Regions from separate parts of the Homo sapiens genome. Here region 2 is linked to region 1. The links are chromatin loops, found by intact Hi-C in ENCODE. Cell type or tissue: Calu3. All regions are shown on one strand. Links, peaks and the distances in the headings refer to the core of each region. The heading gives the core; the rest is flanking DNA.

Region 1 (10,500 bases), core at 4,706-7,205:
TGTTTGTATTTTCAGTAGAATGGGGTTTCACCATGTTGGTCAGGCTGGTCTCAAACTCCTGACCTCAGGTGATCCGCCCGCCTTGGCCTCCCAAAGTGCTGGGATTACAGGCATAAGCTACTGCATCCAGCCAATGGTTTTATTATACATGAATATATCCCCCAAACAATCTACTGTTTAGTTTTACCTGATTTTGAAATTTATACAGTTAGAATAATACTGTGTGCACATTCTCCATAATTTAACTTTCTCTTGACATTTTGGTTGTTGACAGTTTTTCTTTTTTTGAGACAGGAGTCTCGCTTTGTCGCCCAGGCTGGAGTGCAGTGGCGTGATCCTGGCTCACTGCAAACTCTGCCTCCCGGGTTCATGCCATTCTCCTGCCTCAGCCTCCCGAGTAGCTGGGATTACAGGCACCCGCCACAACGCCCGGCTAATTTTTTGTATTTTTAGTAGAGATGTGGTTTCACTATGTTGGCCAGGATGGTCTCAAACTCCTGACCTTGTGATCCACCCGCCCTGGCCTCCCAAAGGCTGGGATCACAGGCGTGAGACACCGCGCCCGGCCGTTGTTGACAGTTTTTCAAAATTAAAACAATTATAAACAATGCTGTCTGGGACATCTATGTATGCACATTTTGGCCAACATTCATGATAATTTTTAAAGAGTAGTTCCTGTGACTGAAGTTCTTCAACTAAAGAGAGTTCAACTAAAGAGAACAAGTAAAAGCTTCTGACATCTACTGCTAATTGCCCTCTAGAAAAGTTGTAACAGTTTCTGCTCACCCTGCAGTTTGTAAGAACGCCTGCTACCCTACACCTTACCAACACGGAGCTCTATTATTTTTAAAATTTACTAAAGTGGTCCCAAAATAACAGCTTGCTTTAATTTTGCACTGATTTGCCTACTTGGGAGGTTAAATGATTTTCCCTATTTGTTGTCTAGATCTGGCTTTATACTTCTGTAATAAGTGGAATTTTAATAAGCTGGGTTTTTTGTTTTTTGTTTTTACTCCGATCCTTGTTTCTCAGAGAATGTAAATATTTCTCAGAAGGGAAGGCAACACCTTTAGCAAGAAGCAATAATCAGTGGTTTGTTTTGTGGGAGTTCAGTTTCCTCAAATAAATGCTGCTTCAGCCTAAAGGGAACAGGTTACGATTCAATGCATAGTAACATGATTATAAATTTTAAGGGCACAAATCAGAGAAAACTTTAGAAAAATGGGTGAGAATAGACAGCCCTACTGAATTTGCACTATGATTTAGTTAGGCATAGTTAATAATTATAAAATTAACATCATCCATGTGTGTATGTGTAAAATCTGATTAATACTCAAAGTTAATGAGTATATGGGGAATTGCATAATCTCATATGCCACTGATGGGGCTGTTAAAAACAAATTTTTGTTTTCCAACAAAAAGTCCCTAAGCAGCAAAGGGACTAAGATGGATTTGCTCACCCCACCTCTCCCTAGGCTAGCATCCTGGTTCCCTGCTTCTACGTGTGGACTGGCCCTGAGTGAGTGAGGCTGAACCAGGCAGCATGGGTCAGGAAAACTGCTCAATGTAAGAGTACAAAACGCCTGTGGGATAGTGTGAAAAGCCTGGACTCCCCGGTATGGACTCCCCAGGCCCCTGGTTTGAATCAGAGTTCTACAGTCATCTCAGGACCTCAGCAAGTCGCTTTAAACTCTGTGAACCTCAGGTTCCTCATTTGTGAAATGGGATAACAGCACCTTCCATAACAAGATCTTTGTGAGAATGACTGAGCTGTGAAGCACCTGCCTTGGGCTTTCAATAAATGGTAACTATGATTAGGATTAACCCAATCACTCAACAAACATTTATTGAGGCCATTTAAGTGTTGGATACAGCTCTTGGGAATTAGAGTCTAGTGGGGAGGTGACACAGACAATACCCAACAGATGAGCCAACTCTATAGCATGTCGGGGTGGTGAGGACATGGATTAACATAGAGCAGGTGGGGGGAGTGGGGCAGGGGGAGCTCCCTGAGAAGGTGGCTTGGAACAAAGCCTTAAAGGAAGGGACTGCATGACTTGTGATGTCTGGGAGGGAAGGGTACAGAAATGCCTGGAGGTGGGATGTGTCTGGGGGTCCCAGCACCAGTCAGTGGCCCTGCAGCTGAGTGGAATGAGCGATGGGGTAGGTGAGAGCTGGTGAGGTCGGGCCAGAGTGGTGGGCAGGTCACACAGGATCCCACCGGCTGTCATGGGGTGGATCCAAGCCCACGTACTTGGCTATGTGTTGGTTTCTAGGGCTACAAGGATGTGATTCTGGCCCTTGAAGGAGCTCAGACTCCAATCTAGTGGGACCCTGGGCAGATTAGTAGAAACTGGCCCACTGGCTGTCTATGAAGGCACAGTCTCATCCCAACCCCTCCACCCCTATTATAAGTAAAATGTTTATTTAGAAACAGAATGCTTGTTTTTTGGTACTATAGCATTTAGACAAAAAGGTTTTTTTTAGCAAGGCAATTTTACTTTTTGCAGAAAGGGTGCTTCTTTTTTTTTTTTTTTTTTTTTTGAGACAGGGTCTCGCTCTGTTGCCCATGCTGGAGTGCAGTGGCGCAATCTCGGCTCACTGCAAGCTCCACCTCCCAGGTTCACGCCATTCTGCCTCAGCCTCCCAAGTAGCTGGGACTACAGGCGCCCGCCATCACGCCTGGCTAATTTTTTTGTATTTTTAGTAGAGACGGGGTTTCACCGTGTTAGCCAGGATGGTCTTGATCTCCTGACCTCGTGATCCGCCCTCCTCGGCCTCCCAAAGAGCTGGGATTACAGGCGTGAGCCACCGCGCCCGGCCAAAAGGGTGCTTCTTGGAGATGGAACAATGGCGAGAGCACACCTGAACAATGGAGGGAAGCAATTTTTATCCTTTACACAGCTTGGCCTTGCTACAGTGTCTTGTTTCCACTGGCTGGAGCCAGACTTTACAATTTAAATTAAAACCTGACTGGCTAACAACTTAAAACTTTTTAAAATAGGTAGAGGTGGCCGGGCACGGTGGCTCACGCCTGTCATCCCAGCACTTTGGGAGGCCGAGGAGGGCGGATCACGAGGTCAGGAGATCAAGACCATCCTGGCTAACACAGTGAAACCCTGTCTCTACTGAAAATACAGAAAAATTAGCCGGGCGTGGTGGCGGGCACCTGTGGTTCCAGTTACTAGGGAGGCTGAGGCAGAAGAATGGCGTGAACCTGGGAGGCGGAGCTTGCAGTGAACTGAGGTTGGGCCACTGCACTCAAGCCTTGGTGACAGAGCAAGACTCTATCTCAAAAAATAAAAAATAAAAAAAGTATAGACAATAGAGAATAAAGGAAAAGAGAAAGTTGCTTGTGAAAGGACTTAGAAAAGTAATAATATTTCCAAATAAGGAAGGGGCATAGGCTGCGAGCTGTATGTGCCTGTGAACATATTCAGCACAAATATCTTCATTCAAGTACAAGAACACAGAACGTACTTATTTCTCTATATCTAACAGCTACATAGGATAGGGCTTAACAAAGAGTTATTAGCACAAAGCAAGGAGGCTTGAAGGAAGTTAGTTTTTAAAAGAAATTATTATTTTTAACATTATTATTATTACCAGAAAGGAAACTGAAAAGGAAACTTTTTACTTTCTACAATTCCCTCCTTTTGATTTTACAGTGTTTTTTTTTTTTTTCTTTTTAAACTTTTAAAACATGTTTTGGCTTAGCTGTTTTGCTTGAGTTTTTAAAAGAAAGAGTTTTTTTGGTTGATGAAATGCCAGGGTAAAAGGGATAGCCAATTGAACTACAGCATAAGTACTGCTTTAATTATTTGGCAGAGTGTCTAGTAAAGGTTTTTTACAATACTAACATACGTTCACTTGGAGATGAATAAGGGTGGACTGATGGGTTAGCTCTTGGAAGTGCCTGACGTTACTGCATCCTATTAAGTCTTTAAGGTACGCCAAATTTTTCCTTCGTCATTGGAGACACGAGGTAAAACTGGTCTTGGAAGATGGAGGCTGGATGGCCCTTGAGGGCTGACCTGCAGGGTACTGCACTTTAGGAAATAGCAGAGAGAGTCTGGCACAGTTTACTATCCTAGGCTGTGGGATTTTGAAAAGGACCTACTATGCAGTCTACGTCTTGTCGATTAGAGGACTGTCCGAGTGGAAAGGGGACAAGCTGGGCCTCTGGCCTACCGTGCGCACACGCGTAACAGTCGCTTTTATTTAGAGTGCGGATGGAATATTTAATCCATTTTAGCCAGGCATTTATATTTTGATACCTTGTCTTCATTGCTATCGTTTGCCTTAGGTTTTTCACCTTTACTATAGAGACTTCAGTCTTGTCCTTGTGCTTGGGAGGAGTGATTGATGGAGTGGTTGAAGGAGATTGACAACTAGAAGGAGTAATTCTTTTGGTGAAATGGATATATGGATTTAAGGACTGACAAAGACCTATGGAAGCAGTCTATTTTAAACCTTTAGTGTTGTATAGGACATTAGACTAAGCAGAACATAGAGATTTTGTTTCAGAAGGACAAGAGTCTGATTTTTACTAATACAGCTACTATTCTCTGGATTACTAGTATTCTTAAAGGAACTTACTATGTCTTCCTAATTTGAGGAAGTCCAAGAGGGACAGAGATATTTTTCTGAAGTAGTAAGCTGTTTTTGGTTATGTAAATCTTTATAAGGCATAATTAAACAGGCATTAAAAGTAATAACTTGAGGTGAGTTAGATTTAGTTATGTTGGCCAGGCACGGTGGCTCACGCCTGTAATCCCAGCACTTTGGAAGGCCAAGGTGGGTGGATCATGAGGTCAGGAGATCAAGATCATCCTGGCTAACACGGTGAAACCCCGTCTCTACTAAAAATACAAAAAATTAGCCAGGCATGGTGGCGGGCGCCTGTAGTCCTAGCTACTTGGGAGGCTGAGGCAGGAGAATGGCGTGAACCCGGGAGGCAGAACTTGCAGTGAGCTGAGATTGCACCCCTGCACTCCAGCCTGGGTGACAGAGCGAGACACCATCTCAACAACAACGACAACAAAAATTAGTTATAAGATGGGAAGTAAAGGGAAGAAAAGAAAAAGAGAGATAACTTTGGAACAATGGCCCATGATTCTGAAGGTGATGATGCTTTTTTGACTTGGGTATGATGTGTCCATCCTTTTTTTGCTGTGCAAAGGCAGTCTTGGTGGTTAGCAGCACAAGGTAGGGTCCTTCCTAGGCTAGCTTGAGTTTTTTTTCTTTTTATTTTTTGATGAGGACGTGGTCCCCAGGGTGGTGCTGTTGTGCTGGAAATTCTAGGGGTAGGACCTGTGCTAAAAGACTTTTAGTTTTTTTGTTTTGTTTTTTTTTGAGATGGAGTTTTGTTCTGTGGCCCAGGCTGGAGTACAATAGTGTGATCTCGGCTCACTGCAACCTCCGCCTCCCGGGTTCAAGCTATTCTCCTGCCTCAGCCTCCCGAGTAGCTGGGATTACAGGCGCCCGCCACCATGCCCGGCTAATTTTTTGTATTTTTAGTAGAGACATGGTTTCACTTTGTTGGCCAGGATGGTCTCGATCTCCTGACCTCGTGATCCACCTGCCTCAGCCTCCCAAAGTGCTGGGATTACAGGCGTGAGCCACCACGCCCGGCCCGAATATCTTTTTTACTACTGGAGGTTTGTGTGATGTTTAATCTCCCCCCTAATGGGGACTTTTCACCTCTTTTTAACCCTTAAGACATCCTGACTAAGGAATACTTCACCGCCCCACCCCGACCCGCCCCCTGGCGGCTTTTCTTTCTTCAGTCCTAAGGAATGCTTTACCGCCCCTGCGGTTTCTCTTACCTAGGTATGTCCTAACCAAGGAATGCTTTACCGCCCCGCAGCTTTTCTTTCCTTAGTCCTGACCACCAAGGAAATATTTTACCAGCTCCTCCGGTATTTCCTTCCTTGTCTTATGCATGAGGTTACCTGGCCCGCGTGGTATGTGAGGACCCTGCACTCCAGGTTACTGGCTGCTTTCTTTCCGCGTTGCTGAGAGTCCAGGTTTATTCGTCACACAGGGTGGGTCTCGATTCCTTACCCCAGAGGCCACCGCAACGAGGCAGTGGGGCGCCTCCTCATGAGAGAGGACTAGAGACCGCCCCTGGAGGAGTGTATCCCCGTACGGGCCACCATTTTGTTATAAGTAAAATGTTTATTTAGAAACAGAATGCTTGTTCCTTACTACTATAAGGAAAAATTAGCATTTAGACAAAAAGTTTTTTTAGCAGGGCAATTTTACTTTCTGCAGAAAGGGTGCTCCTTACAGATGGAACAATGACGACAGCACACCTGAACAATGGAGGGAAGCAATTTTTATCCTTTACGCAGCTTGTCCCCGCTGCTGTGTTTTGTCTCCATTGGCTGGAGCCAGACCTTACAATCTAAAACCTGACTGGCTAATAATTTAAAACTTTTAAAAATAGGTATAGGCAATAGAGAACAAAGGAAAAGAGGAAGTTGCTTGCAAAAGGACTTAGAAAAGTAGTATTTCCAAATAAGGAAGGGGCATAGGCTGCAAGCTGGAATGTGCCTGTGAGCATATTCAGCACAAATATCTTGGTTAAAGTACAAGGACACAGAATGTACTTATTCCTTTGTATCTAACAGCTACATAGGATAGGGCTTAACAAAGAGTTATGAGCACAAAGCAAGGAGGCTTGAAGAAAGTCTTTAAAAGAAATTATTATTTTTAACATTTATTATTATCCTTTAACAAAAAAAAGGAAACTTTAAAAAAAAAACGTTGGCCGGGTGCAGTAGCTTATATATGTAATCCCAGCACTTTGGGAGGCCAAGGCGAGCGGATCACAAGGTCAGGAGATCAAGACCATCCTGGCTAACACGGTGAAACCCTGTCTCTACTAAAAATACAAAAGATTAGCCGGGCGTGGTGGCGGGCGCCTGTAGTCCCAGCTACTCAGGAGGCTGAGGCAGGAGAATGGCGTGAACCAGAGAGGCGGAGCTTGCAGTGAGCTGAGATCGCACCACTAAACTCCAGCCTACGTGACAAAGCGAGACTCTGTCTCAAAAAAAAAAAAAAAAAAGAAAAAGAAAGTAAAGTACAGTACACTTGGAAAGGGGCTAAGCAGGCAGCTTGAAAGATCCAAGTATCCACATGTTGAAATGTAATTGCCAATGTGATAGTATGAAGAGGTGGGGCCTCTGGGAACTGAATAAGTCATGAGGGTGGGGCTCTAGTGAATGGGATTCAGGCCTTTATAAGAGGCTGCACACAGCACTGGACCCTCTTGCCCTTCCATCCTTTTCACCATGTGAGGAAGAGACTTAGAGCCATCTATGAGGAGCAGACCACTAGACACCAGTCCTGTCCATGCCTTGAGATCCTGAACTTCCCAGTGTCTAGGACCATGAAAAATAAATTTCTATTGTTTATAAATTACCCAGCCTGTGATATTTTGTTACAGCAACATGGATGGACTAACACAAGTGTTAATTGAAGCATTATGGCCCCTCACCCAAGAATCCACCTATTATACCATGCGTCACAATTCTAGGCAAAAAAGTAAACACTCAATGTTTTTTGTTTATTTGTTTTTTGAGACAGAGTCTCGCTCTGTCGCCCAGGCTGGAGTGCAGTGGCGTGATCTTGGTTCACAGAAAGCCCCACCTCCCAGGTTCACTCCATCCTCCTGCCTCAGCCTCCTGCCTCAGCCTCCTGAGTAGCTGGGACTACAGGCGCCTGCCATCACGCCTGGCTAATTTTTTGTGTTTTATTTATTTATATTTTTTTAATAGAGACGAGGTTTCACCATGTTAGCCACCCAGGCTGGAGTGCAGTGGCGCCACCGCGCCCGGCTAATTTTTTGTATTTTTAGTAGAGAAGGGGTTTCACCTTGTTAGCCAGGATGGTCTCGATCTCCTGACCTCATGATCCACCCGCCTTGGCCTCCCAAAGTGCTGGGATTACAGGCATGAGCCACCGCGCCCGGCCTTAATGTTTTTTAATAAACAAATGAATGAACGAATGAATTAAAATGCCTACCTATACACAGAGAATACATTTAAAACATCACAAAGCAATCTTGAAAAAGAAGAACCAAATTGGAAGACTTATAATATCCAACTTCAAGACTTACTACAAAGATACAGTACTCAGGATAGTGTGGTCTTGGCATAAGGACAGACGAAGAGATCACTGGAGCAGAACAGAGAGTCCATAAGGAGATCCACACTTATGTGGACATTTGATTTCCAACCAAGATGCCAAAGTCACTGTGGGATACAACAGTCTTTTTTTTTCTTTTTTTTTTTAACAAGTGGTATTAGGTTGACTAAATATCCATATGGAAAAAAATGAGCCCCAATCTCTACCTTACACCATTCACTCACACACAAAAATAGTAACGAGCTGGAGCACAGCCCTGAAGGTAAAAGCTAAACTTTTCTAAATTTCTAGATGAAAACATGGGAGAATATCTTCATGACTTGCAGATGGACGAGACACAGACTTAACCGTAAAAGAACATGCTGCCAAATCAGACTTCATCAAAATTATAAAAACACAAAATCAAAAGACACCAATATTTATTATTACTCCCATATGTATGAAAATGTTCATCATAAGATGTAAAAAAGAAAACCACTCTCAAAGTATAGCAAGGGTTTCCCCAAATCCCAACCTAAGTAAAATATCACTTCCAAGTTCTATTGTCACATTCCAGTTTCTCTCACAAGGCGACAGCTCATCCCTCCCCTTGTCTACTGATGTCATAACCATGCCGCACATATCAAGAGTAGTTGGGGCTGGGGACAGTGGCTCATGCCTGTAATCCCAGCTACTCGGGAGGCTGAGGCAGGAGAATTGCTTGAACCTGGGAGGCGGAGGTCACAGTGAGCTGAGATCGTGCCACTGCACTCCAGCCTGGGCAACAGAGGGAGACTTCATCTCAAAAAAAAAAAAGAGTACTTGGATGAGACACGCACATGAGAACGGCCATGGGAGGTGGGCGGGTGGCCTCGAGGCCTGGTGGGTGAAGATTCCCTCCACAACACTTTTCCGGCCAGGCCCAGCTATGTCCATCCTTATAAGGTAAAAACCTCAGAAGGATGCCTTCTTCCTAATAAAGCCTCATGGCCGAACACCTGTTTGACCCATTTAAAAGGAAGAATGAAAGTTCTAGGCCGGGTGCGGTGGCTCATGCCTGTAATCTCAGCACTTTGGGAGGTCGAGGCAGGCAGATCACTTGAGGTCAAGAGTTCGAGACCAGCCTGGCCAACGTGGTGAAACTCATCTCTACTAAAAATACAAAAATTAGCCAGACGTGGTGGTGGGCGCCTGTAATCCCAGCTACTCAGGAGACAGGCATGACCATCATTTGAACTGGGAGGCGGAGGCTGCAGTGAGCTGAGATGGCACCAGCCTGCACTCTGGCCTGTGCAACACAGTAAGACTCCATCTCAAAAAATAAATAAATAAATAAAATTAAAATAAAGAAAGTTCAGCTGGGCATGGTGGCTCACGCCTGTAATCCCAGCACTTTGGGAGGCCGAGGCACGTGGATCACGAGGTCAGGAGATCGAGACCATCCTGGCTAACATGGTGAAACCCCGTCTCTACTAAAAATACAAAAAAATTAGCCGGGTGTGGTGGCGGGCGCCTGTAGTGCCAGCTACTTGGGAGGCTGAGGCAGGAGAATGACGTGAACCTGGGAGGCGGAGCTTGTAGTGAGCCAAGATCGCGCCACTGCACTCTAGCCTGGGTGACAGAGCAATACTCTGTCTCAAAAAAAAAAAAAAAAAGAAAGTTCAACCTAGGAACACGATGTTAACAGAAGAGATCTGTCATTATGCAAACAGTATGGCACTCTGAACAGACACTGAAAACATCTCCATCTCAAAGATCCCAGGCCTTGTGTCACAGTATGGGAAATTAGATGCTGGGGAAAACAGTGCTGAATGAACGAAGGCTTCCAGCCAGCCAGTGATCTCTTTGGACCCATTACTTTGCATTCCCAATCATATTAGATCACTTCCCATCCAGAGGCTCCCCAAGACTTTGAACAGTTCTTCAGTGGCCCTTACAGAAAGACACTCTCTCCAGACAAATGAGTATTTATATTCAGTCCGCTGGATCTCTAGGAAACACCAGAATTATCAATGAAGAATCTATGAAATGGCTCAAGGCCTATTGGGAGGCATAATTCTACGGCTTGAGAGCAAACCTCCTAGAACTGGTTCCTGTTTCTGCAATGAGGTGTTCCTTTAGAGCCAATGATAATTCACAAACAAAGCCTACAAGTTCATGCAGGGGACATCTTGAAGTTCTTAAAAAAGAAGAAACCTGAAGACGCCTGTGTCATGGGGATAACAATGATTGATCTTTACCCAAGAGACTCCTGAAATTTTGTCTTTGGACAGGCCTCTTTGACAGATGGTGTAGGGATATTCAGCTTTGCTAAGTATGGCAGTGATTTTTATAGCTTGTGCTATGAAGGCAAAGGGAGGAAGTGAC
Region 2 (10,500 bases), core at 4,880-7,379, 120 kb before region 1:
CCACACCTGGCTCATTTTTATATTTTTAGTAGAGATAGGGTTTCTCCATGTTGGCCAGGCAGATCTCAAACTCCTGACCTCAGGTGATCTGCTCACCTTGGCCTCCCAAATTGCTGGGATTACAGGTGTGAGCCACCACACCAAGCCCTTACTTTCAAATTATTCAAGAACTAAAAAGTTCTTTGAATTATTCTTGCAACTTTTCTATATTTTTTATTATTTTTTTAAACCAAGGACTTCAAACACACTGAGGCTAACAAGTTTTTGCCACAATTGCTAGCATGCATTCACTAACCTGGAGGCAGGCACCCACTTTGTGCCAGGCAGTGTGTCCAGCTGCCTTCTTGAACCTGCGCTACTGACAGAAAGGATGTGAAGAATTGGATCTGGCGGCATTAATTTACTTTTTGAGGTCACATGTGTATTGAAGTCAGAATCTACAGTACAGTGAAGACAAACCACTTCTTAACATTGAAGCCTCCTTACAATTAGGAGCCATGTTCAATCAAAACATGATTAATTGTTGCCAAGGACTGAAGGGCTTACTGCTCCAGGTTGTCATCTTCAGATCAGAAACATATTCCAGGGGTAGAGCCAGGTCTTACGATGCAGGTCTATGTTTTGTGCCCCACACCATTTAAGAAAAGTATTATACAATTATGAATTTTTAAAAAATCGGTACAGGACCTTGGAAGAGGGGCACACAGGCAAGGACCCTGGAGCTCATGCTTGACTGGCTTCTCAGGAAATCTTCCTCTGGCTATGCACAAATCGGACAGCACCACCGCAGCTTGAGAGGCGAGAAGACCAATCATGTCCTCCGTGCTGGTGTCCTTTCATCTATGAGAATCAAAATGCTTCTAGGACTTTTCTCTCAAGATAAATCTAAGGCCTGAGTTGGGCTGTCCCTTTAGGCACTCTCTTGGTGTCAGCAGAATGATTGGACCCAGTTTTGAAGGAGAACGTGTTCAGTGGAATGCCAGAGTTCTTTTTTTGTTTGTTTGTTTTGTTTTGAGACAGAGTCTCGCTCTGTCGCCCAGGCTGGAGTGCAGTGGCGCAATCTTGGCTCACTGCAACCTCTGCCTCCCTGTTCTTTCCTTGAGACTTTCATCACTTCAATCTCAGTGGTCTATTCCCCGACCATCGTCCCTAGTGGCCTGGAGACAGCAGAGGCGGGGTCCACATCTTGCTCATCCCTGTAGACCTAATTCCTAGCACTGTGCCTTGCATGTGAAGCCAGGTTGCTTGCTAAATGCATCCATGAATGTAGCTGTTAAAATGCATGTATGGGCCAGGCGCAGTGGCCCACACCTGTAATTCTAGCACTTTGGGAGGACAAGGCGGGTGGATCACCTGAGGTCAGGAGTTCGAGACCAGCCTGGCCACCATGGCAAAACCCTGTCTCTACTAAAAATACAAAAAAAAAAAAAAAAATAGCCGGGCATGGTGGCGGATTCCTGTAGTCCCAGCTACTCAAGAGGCTGAGGCAGGAAAATCACATGAATCCAGAGGGTGGAGGTTGCAGTGAGCTGAGATCCTGCCACTTCACTACAGCCTGGGCAAACAAATGAGACTCCGTCTCAAAAAAAAAAAAAAAAAAAAAAGCATGTATGACTCAAGGAGAGGGTAGAGGGCTCTGGGAGGTCTTCTCCCCACAGTACATGAGACTGAGATGGCTTGTCGTCTTGGATGACACCTGCCTGGCCCTTGAGGGACTGAGATCTGGGATGAGGAAGTACATGGTGAGGGAGGCAGGGGCTTCTGCCCACAGCACACTTTGGTCAGCCGGAGGCCACTGTAGGAGCCTCCAGGGAGTTCTCTTTGAGGTGGGCTCCCCAGAAGGGTGGGGCAGCGTGGGGCACTGGATCAAGGACAGCAGGCCACAGTTGAGGGGCTCTCCAGCCATGCTGAGAGAAGGGGAGGGGACCTGCGGCATCGTGAGGAAGGGTGGCCTTGTGTTTTTTTTGTTTTGTTTTGTTTTGTTTTGTTTTGTTTTGTTTTGTTTTGTGACAAGGTCTTGCTCTGTCTCCCAGGCTGGAATGCAGTAGCGTGATCTCTACTCACTGCAGCCTCAATCTCCTGGTCTCAAGCCATTCTCCCACCTCTGTCCTTCAGGTAGCTGAGACTACAGGCGTGCACCATCACACCCAGGTAATTTTTATTTTTTGTAGAGACAGGTTCTCACTATGTTGCCCAGGCTGGTTTTGAACTCCTGGGCTCAAGCAATCCTCCAGCCTTGGCCTCCCAAAGTGCTGGGATTCCAGGTGGGAGCCTCCGCATCCAGTGCAGCCTTGTGTTTCTTCACCTCCTAACTGGGAAGCTTCTCTGCACGCTGGCTAAGTACTGAAAAGAACAGATAGAGAAAGAAAGCAGCATTTATAAAATAATAATGGCCACATAAAAAATTCATGGTTTCAGGCCAGGAGCAGAGGCTTACATCTGTAATCCGAACACTTTGGGAGGCCAAGACAGGAGGATCACCTGAGGCCAGGAGTTCGAGACCAGCCTGGCCAACATGGTGAAATCTCATCTCTATTAAAAATACAAGAATTAGCCAGACATGGTGGTGGATACCTGTAATCCCAACTACTCAGGAGGCTGAGGCAAGAGAATCGCTTGAACCCGGGAGGTGGATGTTGCAGTGAGCTGAAATCGTGCCACTGCACTCCAGCTTGGGCGACAGAGCAAGACTCCATCTCAAAAAAAAAAAAAAAACATGGTTTCATGTACAAATCAATGCAAAAAACCCACAAAGCATTGCATTGGCCTGAAGATTGTTTGCTCTGCCCTGTTAAAGGGAAGAGGAAGAGAGAAAAAGGGATTAAAAAGTGCCAGCAACTTTGGAAAATAAATCACTGCTGTTTAGATTCTTGCCCTGTAATCAACATTCCCAGTTGCTCTTCCAGAGGTCTGGCCCAGCCGGTGCTCGGCGCTGCCTGACACCTCCTACCTTCTGGCTAGTTTATCTTGCAAAGGGAATATTTGGAAAATATGACACCCTCTTCTGCAAGGGCTCAGCAATTCTATTCAGCACAGCTCTTGGCTCTCATGGAGGGCTGGGGCAGGACACAGGCATTAGAACACCTAACACTAAGAAGTACCTATACTGAATCTGGCTATATCTCGGGTAAGACCATGTCCTGATGTCCTTTGGCTAAAACAGAGAGCCTGAAGGACTGTGACATTTCAGTGTAAAAATGAGACTTGTTTCAAATATTTTAAATAACTTTTTCTACCCAATATATTCGTCTTGAATACTCTGAATCCTCTCCCCTGTGTATGCCCAGCGCAGTCACCTTCTTCTAGGCCCCAGGGAATGAGGCCTTGCTGCCGTCTTGTCAAGGCAGGTCCAATTCTCCTGTCCCTCTCAGTGTCACCACTGCCCCGCCCCTTCAGGGCCATGAAGAGGGAGAAGAGAGCCCCTCCAGCCACCAGGGGCCTTCTGTTCTGAAGTATGTTGGCCCAGGGCTCAGAAGTAAACAGGAAGGCCGGGCATGGTGGTTCAGGCCTGTAATCCCAGCACTCTGGGAGGCCGAGGCGGGTGGATCACCTGAGATCAGGAGTTCAAGAGCAGCCTGGCCAACATGGTGAAACCCCGTCTCTACTAAAAATAAAAAAAATTAGCTGGGCGTGGTGGCACATGCCTGTAATACCAGCTGTTCGGGAGGTTGAGGCAGGAGAATTGCTTTAGCCCAGAAGGCAGAGGTTGCAGTGAGCTGAGATCGTGCCACTGCACTCCAGTCTGGGCAACAGAGTGAGACGCCGTCTCAAAAAAAGAAAAAAAAGAAGTCAACAGGAGGGCCGGGCGCGGTGGTGCAGGCCTGTAATCCCAGCACTTTGGGAGGCTGAAGCAGGTGGATCACCTGAGGTCAGGAGTTCCAGACCTGCCTAACGTGGTGAAACCCCGTCTCTACTAAATACAAAAAATTAGCCAGGCATGGTGGCGCATACCTGTAATCCCAGCTACTTGGGAGGCTGAGACAGGAGAATTGCTTGAACCTGGGAGGCAGAGGTTGCAGTGAGCCAAGATCGTGCCACTGCACTCCAGCTTGGGCAAGAAGAGCAAAACTCCATCTCAAAAAAAAAAAAATTGCTTCAGCTAATAATAATAACAATAATAATATGAACAAATATTCTACCACTTATGCTGCCCCAGGCCCTAAGCACTTTATATGTCATCTCATTTAATCTTCACACTACTCCTGTAGGATTGGTATAACTATGCCCATCTTTCAGAGAAGACTAAATGTCAGTGAACCTCCCAGTGAGGCAGAATCCAGTTTTCAAGCTCTTAACTTTCCAACTCCTCCAACGGTCCCTGGCCTTGAATGGGGGACAGTGGCCATACATGATGGGAGTTTGTCAGGTCACTTGTTGCCCCACAAGGTTGATCTGGGGTACCTTTATTCTCCTCCCCACACAATCTTACCACCAGGACCCATCTCAGTGCCCTCACCCCAGGAAGCCTCCTCCCTCCAACTGTACCAGAATCCACCCACCACCCCCTACCACCAAGTCCTCTCTGGTACTCTCAGTATTCAAAGTGTGGCCTACAGAGCAGCAGCCTGGGCACTGCATGGGGGGAACGCAGACTCTCCGCCCCTCCCCCAAATGCACATTTTTAACAAGACCCCAGGTGGCCCCAGTATACCTAGGGGCTCTGTAGTTTGTTTCTTCCTGTTGTGAAAGGAAAAGAAAAACTCTCAGGACCCCAGTTTTTTCTTGGCAACAGGAAAAAATTAAACTAGAAGCTGAGTCATGCAAGAAGCTGCCTTTCTGTTTGTGCCTAAGCAGATAGCTACAGATAAAAGGCTAGATATCCCCACCACAGGCAGCTAAACTCTATGCTCATCTTATGTAAAGCACCAATTTACAGACTGCTAGAGGAAACGTAACTGATTGTTCCTCTTCCTGCTCCTTTTCCCTTGCAACAAGTAGATTCCCATGCCCTTCCTCTTTCCTCTCCAGCCCACTTTTCCCTTTTAAACATCGAGGCCCTCAACATCATCTTGGAAGAACGACACAGACCATAGACTGTTTCTGTGATTCCGTGTTTCTTCCTCCCTGGCCTGTCCTTAACCTTGGCAAAATAAACTTCTCAGTTGATTGAGACCTGTCTCAGATACTTTTTGGTTTACACTGTACAACTGAGCCCTTGATGATCATTGGTTTCCCACAGTCCTTGAATTGTTTGTTAGGCACCCCCTTTGTCTTTCTGGAGAGATTCTAAGTGGAGCGTTCGTTTGCCCAAATCCCCCAAGACTGTCTGAACTGCCTACTGATTCGAGTATAGAGTAGAGCTGGTGATTTGGAGTCCTTGCCCCCAGCATGATTCATCAGAAGCCCAGTTGAATGGTAGCCGAACTGTCACTATTATCCCAATGGCTCCATGGCCTCTCAGACCCCAGCTTCCCTGGCCTTTAATTGCATAAAGGAACACTTGTTTAAGAACACTTGTTCAAGGTCTTCAGGGAAGACCTTGCCGGGAGGTTCATTAAAGAAGCGACACTTTGATTTTTTATGCTGAAAGAACCCAGCCCCAACTCCGGAATTCTCCCCTAGGGCTGCCTCTCTGGCCCCACAGCTCAGGTATCCCAAGTGCACCCAATGCTCAGTGCATTCTTAGTGGTACAGCCCCGCCGAGTCAAAGGGGAAGGTACCTCCTGCAGGCTCTGGAATTTCAGAGCCCTGTCCATAAAAGACTCTATAGGATTCCTGCGGTCTCTGCCAGGCTACTGCCAAGTCCCCAGACATTGTACTTCTCCCATGACCTTTTAAGCAGCTCTCTGTCTTCTTAATCACCCATTTAACATGTGCATTGGCCCTCAAAGAAAAACTACATATTTACTCTTTCTCACTTCCTGTGAGAAGGGTGGGGCCCACCACTGCCTGCTCGGCTGCAGTTTCTGTGACTCACTGTGGGAGGGGCCTTTCATCGGGCAGGGAAGGGATTTGCGTTCTTTGGAATGCAGGTGTGGGCTGCGCCTCCAGAAGGGTTTGCTGATAGAGTTGTGGGAAGGCAAACCTGTTAAGTAACAGCACATTGTGGTGTGTGTGCGTGCATGGTACGTGTGCGTGTATGTGTGTGGTATGGGGGAGGGTGCGTAGTGTTCATGTGATGTTGGAGGGGTATGTGTGTGGTACATGGTGTGTGCATAGTGTGTGGTGTGTGTATGGTGTACCGTGTGTGTGCATGGTGTGTGTTTGGAGGTATGTATATGTGTAAAGTATATGTGTGTGGCATATGGTGTGTGAGTGTGTATGTTGTACTGTGTGTGTGTGTATATGGTGTGGTGTTTGTATGTGTGTGGTGGGGTGTATGGGGTGCATGTGGTATATCTGTGTGTGTGGTATGTGTGACATGAAGGTGTATGGGTGTGTGTGTGGTGAAGGGTCAGTGTGGTATGAGGGTGCACGCGTGTGTGCTATGTGGTGTGTGGTTTCGTGTGGTGAGTGAGGCATATGGTGTGTGCCTGCTCCTCCTTCGGCCCCTTGGAAGAAAGGGCCTTCTGTGTTCTGGTAGCCTTTGGCAGGGCCAGAGTGCCAGAACATTCTCTCTGTAATGAGTGTCTGCTAGTCTACTTGGGTGCAGCCCCAGGCTTGCCCTTACAGAGAATGTACCTCCTTGTGATGGTTGTAGTTGGCGTCAGAGTGTTTTGCCCCATTCTCTGAGAAGGCCAGTCCCAAGCTTTCAGGGTGTGGATCTGGAGGTGGCCTCAAGTCAAGCCATGGAGGCCAGCCTCAGCCTCAGCGTGGCCCCAGCTCAAGGACAAGGGAGCCCTGGGGCTGGGCCGGGCATCTGCACTCACTTACGTGTGCAAGGCCCCCAAGCCTTGGTCCATGTCCAGACCAGACCAGCACAAGATCAAGGAGAGTGCAAACGCCAGGACTTCCTTTCCCTTCTCTGTTTGAGAGCAGGTGTTGTAGTAGGGTTAGGAGTGTGAATTCTGGAACTAGTCTTCTGCTTCCAATCTCAGCAGAGACAGAGTCCCGAGGCAAGCTAACCTCTCTGTGCCTCAGTTTCTTCCCCCATAAAGTGGACAATAGTAGCATCCGCTTCATAGTGTAGTTGTGAGGATTAAAAGGATTAGTTCATGTAAGGAGCTAAGAATAGTAGCTGGCATACAGTAAGCTAACCATTATTCTTTGGGAACATGAATCAATGTCCTAGAGTGTGGCAGGGATGGGATAAGGGAGGCATTTTAATTCTCCAAAACCTGAGAGACAAAGTTCATCCAAAAATGTTTCTATATTGTTGAAAATAAAAGACCTCCATGACACTTCTTCCTGTTCTTGGGGGGATACATTTTTTTGTTTGTTTGTTTGTTTGTTTGTTTGAGACGGAGTTTTGCTCTTGTTGCCCAGGCTGGAGTGCAATGGCGCGATCTCAGCTCACCACAACCTCTGCCTCCCGGGTTCAAACAATTCTCCTGCCTCAGCCTCCCGAGTAGCTGGAATTACAGGCATGCGCCACCATGCCCAGCTAATTTTGTATTTTTAGTAGAGACGGGGTTTCTCCATGTTGGTCAGGCTGGTTTCAAACTCCCAACCTCAGGTGATCTGCCTGCCTCGGCCTCCCAAAGTGCTGGGATTACAGGCGTGAGCCACTGAGCCCAGCTTGGGGGGTACATTTTTAGATGGCATGTTAGCAAAGCTCTAATGCTGCTTAAGGAGAAGACATTACCTTAGGGAAAAATAGTAAACCTATGGGCTGGTATTCAGGCCTAAGTATTTTCCATTTTTAGAATTAACTCCATGGTCTCTAAAATATAGAAGAATATTATCAGGCCAGGCGCAGTGGCTCACGCCTGTAATCCCAGCACTTGGGGAGGCCGAGGCAGGTGAATCACTTGAGGTCAGGAGTTTTACATCAGCCTGGCCAACATGGTGAAACCTCATCTTCTACTAAAAATACAAAAATTAGCAGGGCATGGTGGCAGATGCCTGTAATACCAGCTACTCAGGAGGCTGAGGCAGGAGAATCGCTTGAACCGGAGAGGCAGGGGAGGCAGAGGTTGCTGTAAGCTGAGATCGTACTACTACCCTCCAGCCTGGGAGACTGAGCGAGACTCCATCTCAAAAACAAAATAATAAATAAATAAATAAATAAATAAATCCACGTCACTGGAAAATGCAACAGTATATCAATGATTTGTGCATCCATTCATTCACTTATTCAACAACCGTTCATTTATTGATATAAACTATATGCCAAGTTTTATGTTAGATTGGTATTAAGGCTATAAGGATGCAAGAGATATATGGCCCTGTCTTAATGTGACCATAAGCAGTCTACAACATTTTACATTATAATAGGATCAATAAAAGAAGAAATATAGAAGATACCATAACATATTTACATCAGGATTTGTTAACTAGTTTGGAATTATAAAAGCAAATCTTCTAACATCCCCAAACACAAACATGCTATGCTATCTGTTGAGAAATTCAGAAGCACATTCATAACAGCTGGGGGTAATTTAGAGGTTTACAGTCAGACAAGCCAAACAACAGAAATCATTTGAGAAAAGGAAAAAACCACATCTCCTCAGGCAAATGATTTCTAGAGGTGGCAATGTAAAACAAAAGAATTCAAAAATAGAATAGCATTCCCTTTCATAAGCACTGTTTACTATAATACCACATATTCACGTAAACTCAATGGGTACCTCTTGTACCAAGAAAATCTAATGCTTTCATTAAACAAAAAGAGCACTCTAGTTCTTTAAAGGAAAGGAATTGTTGTCACATAAAACCTATTGCCTAGCAACAAAACAGCAACTCATCACACCTTTCCTCCAGCCATAGACACAGCCTCACCCTCTTGCCTGCTCATTCCTCTTGACTCCAGAGTTCTTTTAATAGTATCTGTGGTTGGAATAACTGAATTTTAAGTTTTAAACACCAGTCAATATAAAGTCCTGCCAATTGCTAAGCATTTAATCCTATAGTCACAGCCTCTGAAATGGCCACATTATAAAACAAGAAAACCAAGGGGCTGGGTTTCCTTTTCTCTTCTTTTTCCTATCCTGAAAACCTCACAGGCAGTGTCCCGAGACACTGTCTCCACCAGGAGCACCGGATGGTCCTTCTCTGGCTTTCATGCTTAGTGTGAAGATGGACTCATGCAACACAGCACTTCTTTTCAGTCTAAACCCATTGTAAAAACCCACGTCTGTTTCAATGCCAGATTCGTTTCATTGCCTATTGCTAAGCCCACATGAGCAACTCATCTCACTTTCAAATGTTATGTCTAACAGAACCATTGGCCACGATGTTTGGAAGTGAGTTGCTAACCAACATTCTATAGAACAGTGTATTCAGTGATATGACTCACAGATAAATTACTTCACCCTCGTGGACCTCAAACTGGGTGTGCCACTTGCTGTAGATCGACTCAGTGCTTAACCCTTCCAAGTACGAGGAAATTCTCACCAGTCTACTTTCTCCACAAAGTCTCAAACATTTCTGAGTGGTGGCAAGGGTGTCTATAGAAGGCAGAAACAGGGAAAACGACAGGACATAGGGGACTACTGCCTCTTAGAGTATGATTTGCTGTTCTTCAAAACTGTGTGTTTCAACTATCAACAGGGGCAGTGATTCTAGGGAAATGCAAATTTCACCAGTTCCACAATTAGACATAAAAACAGGAATAACTCTTTCATCTCTAGTGATATGGGCAGATTTACATCCAAGAGTTCAATATTTCATGAGGTTAAACACATCATCCAGTCCCGTTTGTCACCCTTTTGGAAACGGGCTTTTAAAGTGTGTTTTTCTTTGACAACATTCCAAGGTCTCAAACCCCTAATGCCAGCTAAAAGCCTGAACAGGAGGGAGAGGTCTGTATACTCTACTCTGCGTATGTTCTGCCTAAATGTTTGTACATGTTCTCCTGCACAAATGAACAGGGACCTCACTGTGATGTTAGTGTGAATATTCAGTGGCAGTCATCAAGGACAGATTCCACATTCCCCCATTTCTTTGTGATTTGATGATCTGTCATTTTCTTCCAATCTTCAATCTTCTTTTCCTCTACTTAAGATCAGTTTGTTGTTGTTGTTGTTTGTTTTTGTTTTTGAGATGGAGTCTTGCTCTGTTGCCCAGGCTGGAGTGCAGTGGCGCGATCTCGGCTCACTGCAAGCTCCGCCTCCTAGGTTCATGCCATTCTCCTGCCTCAGCCTCCCGAGTAGCTGGGACTACAGGCGCCCGCCACCACGCCCAGCTAATTTTTTTTTTGTATGTTTAGTAGAGACGGGCTTTCACCGTGTTAGCCAGGATGGTCTCGATCTCCTGACCTCATGATCTGCCTGCCTCGGCCTCCCAAAGTGCTAGGATTACAGGTGTGAGCCACCGTGCCTGGCCAGCATGGCATAGTCTTAATACTGTTAATAGAGGGGTTATGATTTCTGCAAGAATTAAGAAGAAACTAGAGTCATAAGCCAATCCAAGAAACTAGGAAAGTTGCTTTAAGGGATACCTTCACTTCTTCATAATCTA

The links. Peaks named below come from ENCODE experiments on the same cell type or tissue, not always from the same donor. Only the 100,000 strongest peaks of a DNase experiment are listed, where the experiment ranks them.
Region 2: it touches region 1 in a loop (6-fold over the local background); 2 of 110 quality-filtered maps call a loop at or near these places.

What each region holds. Positions count from the first base shown.
Region 1 is chr6:158,726,139-158,736,638 of GRCh38, reverse strand. All of the region lies in intron 11 of SYTL3 (synaptotagmin like 3), which reads right to left. It also overlaps the pseudogene AMZ2P2. Among named protein-coding and RNA genes, the nearest start is that of MIR3918, 33 kb to the left of the region's middle. RefSeq lists enhancers at 5,279-6,478, 6,058-6,558. In Calu3, for the core only: no CTCF peak of the experiment used is centred there; a DNase peak (open chromatin) is centred at 5,928.
Region 2 is chr6:158,848,905-158,859,404 of GRCh38, reverse strand. It overlaps LOC124901448 (a long non-coding RNA gene), which reads right to left and starts at 5,817. Exons shown (of 2, transcript XR_007059836.1): 1 at 5,661-5,817; 2 at 2,138-2,343. It also overlaps the pseudogene OSTCP1. RefSeq lists enhancers at 4,840-4,919, 5,183-5,706, 5,693-5,802, 6,083-6,132, 5,707-6,232 and 3 more. In Calu3, for the core only: no CTCF peak of the experiment used is centred there; DNase peaks (open chromatin) are centred at 5,654, 5,924 and 6,494.